Regions from separate parts of the Mus musculus genome. Here region 2 is linked to region 1. The links are chromatin contacts, found by Hi-C or POLR2A ChIA-PET in ENCODE. All regions are on one chromosome and are shown on one strand. The core of a region is the stretch at or near the end of the contact, and the rest is flanking DNA. Distances in the headings are between cores, read along the strand shown. Region 1 holds the start of Pnisr (PNN interacting serine/arginine-rich). Region 2 holds the start of Ccnc (cyclin C).

What was found. A loop is a pair of places that touch in the nucleus more often than their neighbours do. ChIA-PET counts read pairs that join two places held with the same protein, here RNA polymerase II (POLR2A).
Region 2: a loop to region 1 is called in a map of heart, with 14 times the contacts of the local background. The contact joins the promoter of Ccnc here to the promoter of Pnisr in region 1. A Hi-C loop is called at or near these places in 1 of 37 maps with a recorded cell type or tissue (heart). POLR2A ChIA-PET finds 5 or more read pairs at or near these places in 4 of 5 experiments (Patski and embryonic stem cell).

Annotation. Positions count from the first base shown.
Region 1 is chr4:21,844,038-21,851,019 of GRCm38, reverse strand. Pnisr (PNN interacting serine/arginine-rich) reads right to left here and starts at 2,972. Exons shown (of 11, transcript NM_001369189.1): 1 at 2,881-2,972. It overlaps 4930528A17Rik (RIKEN cDNA 4930528A17 gene), which reads left to right and starts at 2,572. Exons shown (of 1, transcript NR_028384.1): 1 at 2,572-4,693.
Region 2 is chr4:21,725,067-21,731,928 of GRCm38, reverse strand. It overlaps Ccnc (cyclin C), which reads right to left and starts at 4,228. Exons shown (of 12, transcript NM_016746.4): 1 at 4,014-4,228; 2 at 1,426-1,532. The coding sequence starts at 4,045.

The sequences.
Region 1 (6,982 bases), core at 1,723-4,222:
CAACACAAGGAGAAAAAAAATCCTGAGAGCCATAAAATAGCTCAGTAGGTAAAGGCACTTGCCACCCATCCTGGTAACCTGAATGCATTTTATCCCTGTAACACACATGCATGGTCAAAGACGAGGACCAATTCGTGAAAGTAGTCCTCTGACCTCCACAAACATGTCAAGGCACGTGTGTTCTCACACAGAGACATACGTACACAAAATAGATAAATGTGGCTTTAAAAAAAAAAAGATTGAATCAGCTTAGTCTCCTTTTAAGACTTATTTTCAGAGATCATCAACTTTTCAGGTTTGGAGAAGTCTAATTTTGATGATTCATGCAACAGACTGTTGACAAAATTTTCTTTCACAGGGTAAAGTTAAATGTGATTTTCTTGAAAAACAACTTGAATTTGGGAAGACTAGAAAAGCCAATAACCAAAGACTGCACTTGATTATCAACAGTATCATACTGCTGGAAAAAACTAAAACCAGAGTTATGGACTAACTGGTAATCTTCCCAAAGACAGGCTGAAGTCCTAAATCCATGTTACCTGTACTTATTTGGAAACCAGTGTCTGTGTGGATACAGTACTCAATTTAGGATGAGGACAATTTCAGATGAGGACAGACATAAGTATCTGAGACTGTCCTGTGCCTACAATGCCAGAGATTGGACAACTCTACAAGCTAAAGAACAGAAAGATAGGTGCCATCAAAACCCAGAAGGAAGGAAGGTACCTGTCAAACTTTGCTTTCATACTTTTTGCCGTTAGAACCATAAAAGAGGACATTTCAGTTGTTTTAAGCCACCTAGTTTGTAGTAATCTGTTACAGTAAACCCAGATACTAACACTAGGATTATTATCATTCAGTCTTTTCTATAAATTATTCTGTATTAGAACTGCAAATGACAACAAACAGACCTGGAGCCAAAGGATGGCTCACTGCTTAAAGACGTGCTGGCTGTTCTTACAGAGCACCCAAGCTCAACCCCAGCATCACATCAAACAACTTAGACTTTCTGACATTCCAGATCCAGGGGACCAAATATCCTCACACTCATGTGCACATTTACACACTCAACACAGGCATGAGCAAGCATGCGTGCATACACATGTTTACACACACACACACACAGAGAAATAAAAATAAATCTTAAATGGAAAAAAGGAAAACGCTTCAATTGACTTCAAAATGACTTCTTCAAATAATGACCGCAAATATTTACAAAACTCATTTACAGATTGTGACAAAAAGATGAGAATTGAAATATGTTTTAAATCTCTTTGTACCTAGCAGTTCTGTATTCTTAACACTAAAGGGATTCAGAAGTGAAAGCAGTTAAGATCTTGAGTTGGTGGCTAGCCTGGGCTCCTTCCCCCAAACTGAAATAAAGTTCTATAGTAGCCCGAGTCGGTAATCTCAATTGTAAGAAGCTAAAGCAGGAAAGGCGCTGAGCGGTCTAGGCCAGTCTTTGCAACAGAGTAACAAAGAAACAAAACACCGACCAATCAAATAGAAGCTGGTGGGAAACAGCAGACACCTGAAAGATTTAGCAATGGTCAAAAGTGGAAGAATCCGGACAACAAAAGCTAGGACTGACACATAGACATAAAGTAGTAATTTTTCATTGAACAGAGACGGTGGCCAGAAGGCTCAGCAGCTACAGCACCGGCTGCTCTTGCAGAGGACCTGCCTCCAGTTGCCAGCACCTCATGGCAACTCACAACCATCTGTAACTTCAGTTCCAGGGGATCTCCACAGAAAAATACTATCTTTTTTTAAAAATGATTTTTTTCTTTAACTAAGGAAATAGGAGCATGCCCTCAATTAATAATGTAACAACATTGTTCCATTAATAGTAAAAAAAAACAAAAAAACGTGTCATGGAAGTATATGTTACTGAGAAAATAAAACACGTGGTTATACACTAGCTGTTTAATTTTTCTATAATTAAATTAAGTTCTAGGGCTTGATGTGGTAGTGAATACATTTAATTCCAGCATTCATGAGCGAAGGCAGGAGTTCCAGGCCAGCCAGGATCATATAATGAGGCTCAAAAAAGTCCTTAAATATAAAGCTTACTTATGTTTTAAATTGTGTGTCTTAAGAATATCCGAGAACTCATTACGTCTCCCCTGATGCTTTAGAAAACCACCCCACAAATAAAGTCTTTACTGTTCTGGTTTGGTTTTAGCTGGATGTACTCAAAAAAAAAAAAAAATCCAAGATTGTTTTTGTTTTATCTAGGGTTAGGAAGAGAAAAGGTAAATGAAGTATTAAAGACTGCTAATTTAATCAAGCACAGTCAAAATTTGCTCAGTGCCCAGTTTTGTTAAGATGACACTATTATCCACAAAACTACGAAACAACTGAAATATAGGATACTACTTGTTTCCTCAGTGATGCTTAACACATAATACCCATCACTGGGTAAAAACACCAAAACTAAGCAACTAAATGATACTTGTCTAGGACGCAGCAGAAAGCGGTTGCGCCTGCGTAGTGCGAGTCGCAGAGTCGAAGTTCCAGATCCCGGCCCCCGCCGCCTCCGCCCCTCCACACTCCCTGCCCCTCAAGGGTTCCCACTGCGCACGCGCACTGCTTAACGGCCGCTCAGGCGCCCAACAATTAGTCCCTTGCCTTCTCAAAGGAAACTCTTAGTTCGAAGAATGGGTCGTGAGCCCTCTCCTTAGCCAAAGGCGGTTCCCTTCGGGCGACAGCGGCTCTCTCGCTCACTCTCTCGGGCGGACGCCGGAGCTTCTCCGGAATGAGGTTCTGGCGGTGGCGCCAAGCAGCGTACGCAGCCTGAGTCCCGCTCCGTTCGCCACACTGACCCAGAGGACTTTAGTCCTCCGGCAGGTCCCCCGGGGTAAACTGCTCGTCGCTTACCCGCTCCGGTTCCGGAATACCGCTGTCGCCACCGTTCCTGTAATTCTCTCCAACCTTTCGATGCTTCTACTTCTTCATGAACAAGACAAGATGGCGCCCGGTGGTTCTCACCCGGAAGTGAATGATAATAACATCCGCTTTTCGGCTGAAGTCACACTGATTCTCAGCCAGGCTTACGACCATGTGATCTTACCGACGGGACGAGTCCGCGCCATTTTTGTTGAGGGCAAACCCAACCCACCTCGAGTTGGACCCTCTTGTGTGTGAAGCCCGTGTCATACCCGACACATTTTCATTTGTACAGCCAGCACAAAGCCGAGCCTAACGTTCCGGTACAATGGACGGAATTTAGTAAACTTTAGGCAGGAGACCCTCGAAGAGCAAATGCGTTCTAAGAATCAGTTCCGCTTTGGGAAGGATGCTGAATCGCTTTGCCTCTTTCAGACTACGGAGAGGACCGCAAGTCAAACCCTGCCAACTTGGAACTCACTGTGCCAGGCCTGAGTCGCAGAGCCTGAGTTCTGGAAGCAGGGTGTTTGCTAGGTCTCCTTGTTCACCTCCTAGCATCGCGCCCCCTGGTGGGAACATTTACTCAGTTCAACTTCGCTCAGCTACTCTTTAAGGAAAAGTAACTGAGAAGCAGAGTTTCCACTGGTCCTTCCTTACCTAAACTCCAAGATGGCCTCCCGAAAGGAGGTAAAAGGTGTTTAGCGTGAACAATGTTCATATATCTAAAATGTCAACTTTCCAGACTAGGAGTTTAATTACAAAAGGAAACAAAAATTCTAAGAAACACAGCATTCTTAACCTAAATATTGGAAAATGACTTTCTTGAAATGTCAGTGTAACTAAAAAGAGTTATGAAGGAGAATTCCAGGAAAAAGTCTGTGTCTGCAAAGATTGATTGGAGCTTCAGTGATGTGGAGAGGTTGGAATTTTACAAGTCCAGAGGCTAATTACCCAATCTGGCCCTAGCTTTACCCACGAATTGCCAGTCTTTGCCAACCTCCCCATATTAGAGCTAAATCCTGTGACTAATAGATTAAAAACCTTTTAGAACTTTTAAAAAAATGATTTATTTATTTTTATTTTATGTGTATTGGTGTTTTGCCTGCGTGCATGTCTGTGTGAGGGTGTCAAATCACTTGTTGCTGGACTACAGATAGTTGTAAGCTGCCATGTGGGTACTAGGAATTGAACTCTGGTACCAGCGCTATTAACCACTGCCCCAGCCTTTGGAACTTTTTAACTTAGCTGACTCCCAGTTTCCACCAACCCAAGAGCTAAGAATGTTATCAGATAGCATCTGCAGCGATGTAAAAAGTGTCCCCATCTTGCTGTAGCTTCTGTGATGTACACACCAATGTATCTTAAGCCTGCCTTGGTTTATGACTGTCTGTTCTTTAAAAACTATAAAATGTCATGAAACCACTTCCGTGTTATAAAAGAAATTTGGCATAACTGTGTTCCTTGTGCCATGGACATTCAAATGTGGCTCCACAATAAACTCTCTTATTCCCTTTAATGTGAGAACTCTGTTTTTAGCACCCACACCATGCACTAAAAATCTAAGTCTTTGAGTTGGGAACTGCACAAGAAATATCAAATTACTCTAGAAACAAGACTGTAGTAAACTGAATAAAGAAAATATAGGTAGATGTGAAAATAGGAATGCCCTTTACAAGAAATTCTGTAATTCTCAAATGAAGTATTTGAAAACCATGTAGTCTGTGTGATTAGAATAAAACCCTACTAAGTAAACACCTGCTAGCCTCAAGTTTGCCTTCAACATGTAATTTGGGGAGTGGGGTGGAGAAAACTGCCAATTATCTGGCAATACTATGATGTGAGTTCATGAGGTTAGTACAACTAACTCAGAAGGAGACCTGTACTTGACTATTTCCATTTAGCATCTATAAGAACTCAAGGAGATCTACTAGCAGCCACCAACCCCGTTGCTGGGATTGAAATCAAATGTCACCATACTTCACCTCACTGAGAAACATTCTAGCCAGGAAAATGGACGATCTTTGGTGAAATCTGCTTGGATTAGCAAGGCTATGGAAAATTCCTGCTCCCTATAACCATCTGTAATATATCCCAAGTAAAACTGAAACGAATACTTGGGTGACAACTTTTGCCCTCCAAGGACCTAACATATTAGTGCACAGAAAATTTTACATTGTCAAGTGATTAAATATTTTGACTAGGGACACTAGTGTAAACTAGCCATTTTGGATATCCAAATGGGAGGGCCTATTAAATGCCTTGTAGGGATTGCAGGCACACATCACCACTCCCATGTGTGGATGTCAAGTTCTATTTTATCAGAATATATGCTGTTATGTTAAAGCTCTGAACAGCTATCATATATGAGGTCTGTAATTTGGCTATTGTGTACTGTAATTATCAAGTGCCAGCATCTTGTCTGTATTACCTGGCAATCTACTATTAATGATTACCAGAGAACTTTAACTTCAGGTTTGTTTGTTCCTATTTATAGGGCTGGGAAGATATCATCATTTGTAATGCAAGAAGACTTACTTGTGTTTGATTCCCAGAACCCACACCTAAGAAAACAAAACAAACAAAACAAAACAAAAAGCAGGAGCTGTGGAGTACATTGTGGTCCCAGCACTAGGAGTGATGAAGGTAGACAGATCTCTAACATCTATTGAGTTCAACGTCAATTAAGAGACCCTATCTCAAAAACAAAGGTAGAGGGGCACCTGAGGAATGCTCGTGAATGTCCCCTCCCCCCACATGTGCATATATGCTTATGAGACCTGGTCACCAGGCCACATGTATTCAGCTACTGCCAGTTCAGATAGTACATATGAAGGCTCCCCAATGACCACAAAGTAAGCTGCTGAGTCATTTGTGAATATATCAGAAAGCTAGCCTATCTTGAACAAAAAGCAGCCACTTAAAAATTGTATGCACTAGGGGCTGGAGAGATGGCTTATCGGTTGACTGCTCTTCTGAAGATCCTGTGTTCAAATCCCAGCAACCACATGATGGCTCAGAACCATCAGTAACGAGATCTGATGCCCTCTTCTGGTGCATCTGAAGACAGCTACAGATAATAATAAATATCTAAAAAAGAAAATCACAAATCTAAAAAATATGCAATAGATTAGAAGGTGGTTGACAGAAATAGCTACTAACATTAATGTGTAGAAATTTAGATTATGGTATAGTAAAACATCAGATTTAACTGAGATTCACTATAACCTTCGAGGCAATAATATATATAATGAATTTCTATTTAATGGAAAAGTTTGAAAAGCAAGATACTAGATACTAGATGCTACTGAATGCATTTGACAAGGTAATCTAAAGAAGAAAGTGATGTGTACAGCAACCATGACCAAGGCAGATTTTATAAAAGAAATCATTTAATTGCTTAAAGTTTCAGAGGTTCCGTCCATTATCATCATGATGGTGGCGTGCAGGCAGACACTGGACCAGTGGCTGGGAACTACATCATGATCCATAGGCAGGGAGAGTGACTCTGGGCGTGGCATGGGCCTTTGATACCATGAAGCACATCCCCAGTGACACACTTCCTCCAATAAAGCCACACCTCCCAATTCTTTTAATCCTTTCAAATAGTCCTGGTGCCTAATCATTCAAATATATGAGCCTGTGGGATATTATTATTCAAACCATCACATGAATATAGTCTGACTTGGTGCAGAGGCTGAGTCCCAAAGGTCACTTGAGCCTGGGAGTTAAAGACCAGACTGGGTCATACGTTACAATCTTCTGTGTGTCTGTGCAGGGAGAAGGTAGAAATCAGAAAGGATTAAATGGTTTCTGAAAACCAAAAGGAAAGAATAAAAACAATCTTTTTTTTTAATCTTCTATTCTTTGCAGGATTGTTTTTTGAGACAGGCTATCTCTATGTAGCCTTGGCTCTCCTGGAACTTGTATGGAGACCAGACTAGCCTGTGACTCAGAGATTCCCCTCCTTTGCCTCCTGAATGAGTGCTGAGATTTAAGGCATGCACTGCCACACCTAGCTGAGGCTGGATTTTTGAACTGCACAAAATAAATTTTAAGGCTTTTAAAAAGTTTTTTTTCTTTTTTTACTAATATG
Region 2 (6,862 bases), core at 2,979-5,478, 120 kb after region 1:
AAAATTAAGATAGATTTTGTTATTTACCAAGAAATTCATAGTTAATCTTTGATATAAGGAAAAAGGTAGGTTTGCAGAGAGTAACATGGTGAAGATCAGATGGCAGGATGGGAGCGATAGTAAGACCTGGGTTCCACTCCCAACACCCACAAGGTGGCTCATATCCATCTGTAACTCCAGTCCCAGGGGAGCCACACCTCCTCAGCATTAGGCACAGCATATAATGCACAGATACAGGCCAAATACTCATACATATAAAAAAATAAATACAATTAAACAAACAAAATAGGCAACAAAGCTATCCCAGACACAGAAAAGGTCTCTTGACTAAGTCATCATCTTTTTTTTTTTTTTTTTTTTGGTTGTATTTTCCTGTAATTCTTTTTTTTTTTCCATTTTTTATTAGGTATTTAGCTCATTTACATTTCCAATGCTATACCAAAAGTCCCCCATATCCACCCACCCCCACTCCCCTGCCCACCCACTCCCCCTTTTTGGCCCTGGTGTTCCCCTGTACTGGGGCATATAAAGTTTGCAAGTCCAATGGGCCTCTCTTTCCAGTGATGGCCGACTAGGCCATCTTTTGATATATATGCAGCTAGAGTCAAGAGCTCCGGGGTACTGGTTAGTTCATAATGTTGTTCCACCTATAGGGTTGCAGATCCCTTTAGCTCCTTGGCTACTTTCTCTAGCTCCTCCATTGGGAGCCCTATGATCCATCCATTAGCTGACTGTGAGCATCCACTTCTGTGTTTGCTAGGCCCCGGCATAGTCTCACAAGAGACAGCTACATCTGGGTCCTTTCAATAAAATCTTGCTAGTGTATGCAATGGTGTCAGCGTTTGGATGCTGATTATGGGGTGGATCCCTGGATATGGCAGTCTCTACGAGGTCCATCCTTTCATCTCAGCTCCAAACTTTGTCTCTGTAACTCCTTCCATGGGTGTTTTGTTCCCAAGTCATCATCTTTTGTTTGGATTTTTCGAGACAGGGTTTCTCTGTGTAGCCCTGGCTGTCCTGGAACTCACTTTGTAGACCAGGCTGGCCTCGAACTCAGGAATCCACCTGCCTCTGCCTCCTGTGTGCTGGGATCAAAGGTGTGCGCCACTACCGCCTGGCGACTAAATCTTCTTGCTTATGCAAAGTTATAAGGTAAAATGAGAACTACTGGATGCTAATTTAAATAATCATTTATTCTTAAAGTATTTTGCTTAGGCCAACCTTAAAAATGGACCTCACTAGAAATGCCTGAGATTAGTCAACACTGGGCTATAATACATAAGGTGCGAAAAGTATTACCCAGAACACTGAAATGATAATTGTCTAAATAAAAGCATTAACTATAGACTTTAACAACTCATGGAAATTACCATATAAAATAGTGACCAGCTATAGTATACTACTTCAACCAATATAAAAGTTTACCATTTGTAAAAAATATTTGTAACTTCCAATACTCCTCTTCTGAGAGAAACTTTAGGTCCTTTTGGCGCTCTTTCAACAGATCTTGTTTATCCAAAATCCACTGCAAACTAGAGAAGGTAAAGATTTAAAACATGGCATAGAAAGGCAACAGCAGGGATGGGAAGGGGAGGAGCTGCTTGAGGTACTGGGAGGAGAGAGGGTTGATATTGGGATGTAAAGTGAATAAATAAATTTATAGGAAAAAAGCCAACAAGCCAAAGCATTTAAAACATTAAGATTCAATAAGCTTACCATCTTCTACGAGGCACACCTCTCTCTGTCTTTATTTGTCTGTTTGGTTCTGGTTAGCTCTGGCTATCCTGGAACTCCTTCCATGGATCAGACCAGCCTCAAGCTCACAGAGATCGGCCCCTCCCCATCACCACCAAGTTCTGTGATTAAAGGCATGCAGTGCTTCACCCAGCTTCTTCTTCCTCCATTTATTTATTTATTTATTTATTTATTTATTTATTTATTTATTTGGAGGTATGTACTTAAAACATTGATAAAAGACAGTGTCTGGCTGGGAATGCAGCTGAGGTAGAGCACCAGTTTACCTCTGAAACTTCAGCATTAACTCTTCAGAATAGGTCTCTAAAATCCTTAGTAAATTATGTTCAACAATGAAATACTTGAGTTCTTCAATACATGCTCACCTGTTTCAAATACATTCAGACCTGGAGCAAATTTTATATTTTTCTAATTTAATCCCCTTTTCAATCAGTGTTTTCACCATCACCCCCAAGTTTCTCAGTCTTGTTGGACCAATAAAATCTCTTTGGTTTTTGTGAGTGCTATTTGTGAGTGGAATATATTTGTGAGTGCTTTGCTGGATATAAATCTGTGTCAATCAGTGTGACTCCCGTACTGTCTGGTCGATTAACAAGGATGCTGTAGACGCCATTTCAAACTCTCAGGTAAGTTATTCATCAGAGTTCTCTAGTTTTTCAGCAGCCCACTGGCAGCCTCAGCAAGATCGTTTGAAGAAAAAAACAAAAAACAGGAAAACTTGAGGGTAAAGAATCTCTTGATGGTTTCAAAGCTTCTCTACCTCTTTCTCAATTTCCTTCATAGTGTCATGTGTACCAAACACCAGCACACAGGTTTTCAGACCCTCTAGACTAAGAACCATCCTGGAAGATAGACTCTTGCTATATCCAAAGACTTACTACTGCCTGTCTTAGTATTATGTCACTGAGACAGGCAATCAAGGCATTATCTGAGCACCAGGATTAAGTACAGGCCCAAGCTTTATCCCACCTTTTTGGGTCATCCCCTTTTGTATTTCATTTTTTTAATGGAAACATCTCAGTGAGTGAGAACAATGTAAAATAATGTCCCCCAGTGATGCTTCATTGGCCTTTCATCTTCCCAGAAACACTTGGTAGCAAGGGAGGACCTGCTTTCAGAAACAGGTTTCCAAATTCAGTTTTCTTTCTTTCTTTTTTTTTCCCCCTTCTTCTTCTTTATTCTCAGGCAAAGAGGGAAACAAGCAAACCAATTCACAGAATTAAAATTTTGTTATTCTCTTCCCACTAAAATTTAATTAAACTAAATGTCTCTATCTAGTCCTGTTCATTTTTTATGTATTTAGTGGAAAGCCTGCTCAACGCTTAGCCCAAGCATACAACTTCCTGCATGTTTAACCAAATGTATTTAGAGACAAATATCTTTAAGATTACTTTAGCCCTTCCATGGTCACTGAAAGACATTAAAATTTAGTGATTTAAGTGGTTAAAGGAAGAGGACAAAATCTGGGAAATACACGACTTTAAGGCAAAATATAAGACACTGGCTAATGAATGAAAATGGATATATTTTGAGAGCCCCTGTGCTCGCAAATTCTAGAAGCATTAAAGTCAATTTAGGAGCCTGCAATTGGTGGCTCATGCCTTTAATTCCAACACTTAGAAGCAGAAGCAGAGGCAGGCAGATTTCATTAAGTTCGATGCCAGCCTGTGAGTTTTAGGGCAGCCATCCCTCAACGTGAGAAACACTGCTTCGGGGATGGGGGTAGTGGTGTCAATCTAGGCATAAGGCTGGGCCAGGAAGCAGCAGGTAGAAACAAGCACGACTCACTCCTCTCCTCTGAGTAAATATTAAATCTACAGTAAGGCGAATGACAAGAGATTATAATATCACTGCTATGAAAAAACAAACAAACAAACAAGCTAGCTAGCAATAGCCAACCATGTCCATCCAAAGCAGGGAACCTCACAGAGCTACAATGGGTCACTCTTTCCCTTGCCGGTGCCCACATCATCCCACCAATCAAACCCCAAATTTGAAATGAAACCGCCTCCGACTCCCTTCCCGGAGATCAAACCCCTTACCTCTTACCCATCCTTCGAGCTCACCTCCCCTCTGCTCCCGAAATCTCTCTGTGAGAAGAGGGGAGGCTCGCAAACGACAGCATCACGTTTCGGACCCCCGGCTTCCCAGGGAGGGCTCACCCGCAGCGGCCAGGATGGAAACCCCGAGGGATGGGCAGGCCCAGCCCTCCTGTGCCCCAGCCCCGGCCCCAGGCGAGAAAATGGAAGCTCACTTACTAGTGGGAGCTCTGCCAGAAGTTCCCTGCCATGGAATAATACTGCTTGCCCTGATACAAATGCACCAGCCAGCAAAGCGGCCCGCGGAGCGACCATAGACACAGTCCGGACGACTGTGCTCCTACCAGACTGGCTGGGCTGAACTCCACAGCCACCGCAGCCGGAGGAAGAGAACAGCACCCTCGTCGCCTTGACGCCGGTCGACAACACTGAGCGGCGTACACCGGTTCCGGCAGACAAAAGTTCCGGCCCGCCCTAGTTGCGGAGGAAGCTAGCAACCGCCCGACCGCCAATGGGCTTGTTGAGGCGGGAGCTAAGGAAACACGGGCGGAGGCTCCCGGTGGCGAGAGGCTCTCCCCGAGGTTTCCTGCCAATTCTCCTCCAGAGCGTCCACACACTGGGTTTCTGGTCTAGTGCGGTTTTCTTTTGGGTCCATTTAGGGATCTTGTTAATCCACGGTGTAGGCCTTCAGAAATAGCACACTGGCGTTGAAGAAAGCATGGCAGTATATGACTGCTTTTTCCCTAGGGCTGAAAGGAGAAATAAATGAAAGTAATTTTGGCCTTAAGATGTAAGTGCTCTTAGTAAAGTTCCTGTCGGTATTAAGCCTAACGAGTTAAGTGTAGACTTAACTTAGAGTAGCAATCTTTTTATGTCAGAGCCGGCTACTTGTTTACCTAAAAACATGAGCATATAAATGTACATCTAGCTAACACTTACGTTCCAAATGGGTATGCCGCAGAAATGCAATTAAATAATATTTAAATGTTGCTGTTATCATTGCAACTTTGCGTTCGCGTTTCGTACTGTACTTCGGCGGCAGAGTCAAGAACATGAGGAGTTTCAGGCCAGTCCTTGCTTCATGCTGAGACGCCATCTAGGGGAAAAGAGGAAAAGGGATGTAGATAATCAAGGATGTAAAATGCTTGCTGGTGCCCCAGAAGCTCTGGGTGATACTCAGCACTATATACACCTGCAAGCTAAGGGTATTCAATACCCTCAGATACGTTGTTTTGGGCCAGCCTAGGACAGGTGAGGATCTATCTAAATCTTTTAAGTTTTAATTTAAATTAAAAAATGTCTCTAAATGATTGGGCACACCTGAAAATTAGTCAAGAATTCCGAGGAAGATAGCACCAATGTTTTTCCTTTGTGAGTGGAGTCTAATTGAGATGTGGAATGGAGTGAAAACAATTTCTATAAGTGAAACTAGTATGCCAACTATAGAAAAGATGTTTTTAAATTCCACCCACTTAGGCACGTACACAATTAACCTGTGAAATACATTTATTCTTGAATTTGGATGAGCTAGACTAGGCTTCATTGTTATAACATTGTTATACCCCCAACTTAGCTTGAAAATTCGTCTCATTCTCATGGTATTTCCTAAAGCTGGCTAGTTCTTCCTGGCTGCCCTCTAGATCTTCAGAGAACTAGAGGGTTTCTATCTCCCAACTATTCATTTCAATGTTCCTTGCTTCCAAGATCAACATCTTTCTGGGCAGAACATGACTCAAGCGAGCTCTTTAATAACTAGTATTAAGAGTCTTGAAATAGAAACAACCCAATCAATTTTCATGACCCACTGACCAGAATATACCCAAATGACTCCAACTTAATAGCCAAGGTACCTAAAAAATGTTGAGAGGCATGTAATACATTTGTGAACATTACTGTTTGTTTCACTGCAGATCAGTTTGTTTGTTTGTTTGTTTTGTTTTTTCAAGACAGGGTTTCTCTGCATAGCCCTGGTTGTCCTGGAACTCACTTTGTAGACCAGGCTGGCCTGGAACTCAGAAATCCGCCTGCCTTTGCCTCCCGAGTGCTGGGATTAAAGGCGTGTGCCACCACGCCCGGCAGATCATATTTTTCTTTTTCTTTTTTTTAAAGATTTATTTATTTTATTTATATGAGTACACTGTAGCTGTCTTCAGACACACCAGAAGAGGGCATCAGGTTCCATTACAGATGGTTGTGAACAACCATGTGGTTGCTGGGAATTGAACTCAGGATCTCTGGAAGAGCAGTCAGTGCTCTTAACCGCTGAGCCATCTCTCCAGCCCCTCAGATCATATTTTTCAAAATGTGTTTTAAAGACACAACCATCACCCAAGTTGTGCATCATAGAGATTTAGATTTGCTTTAATTCTCTCTGCTCTTTTCCTTTTGTTTTATCAGCCTTGCATAAAGATTCTGTAACAAACTGCTTGCGATGTTTTATGTGCTTCTATGACACTTTTTTCTTTCTTTCTTTCTTTCTTTTTTTTTTACTGTTTTAGACAAGATCTCACTATGTACCTTTGGCTGTCCTTAAACTCACAAAGATCTGCCTGCCTCTTTCTCCTGAGTGCTGGAACTAAAAGTGTGAGCCACTACACCTAGCTCCTATAACACTTTAAAAACGGGAAGGCGTTAGCACACATCTTTAATCCCAGAACGCAGGAGGCAGAGGCAGAGGCAGAGGCAGAGGCAGAGGCAGAGGCAGAGGCAGAGGCAGAGGCAGAGGCAGAGGAGGCAGAGGAGGCAGAGGAGGCAGAGGAGGCAGAGGAGGCAGAGGAGGCAGAGGCAGAGGAGGCAGAGGCAGAGGCAGAGGCAGAGGAGACAGAGGCAGAGGCAGAGGAGGCAGAGGCAAAGGCAGAGGAGGCAGAGGCAGAGGCAGAGGCAGAGGCAGGCTGATCTCTTGAGTTTGAGGCCAGCCTGGTCTACAGAATGAGTTCAAGAATGGCCAAAGCTGGGCTGGTGAGATGGCTCAGTGGGTAAGAGCACCCGACTGTTCTTCCAAAGGTCCAGAGTTCAAATCCCAGCAACCACATGGTGGCTCACAACCATCTGTAGCGAAATCTGACGCC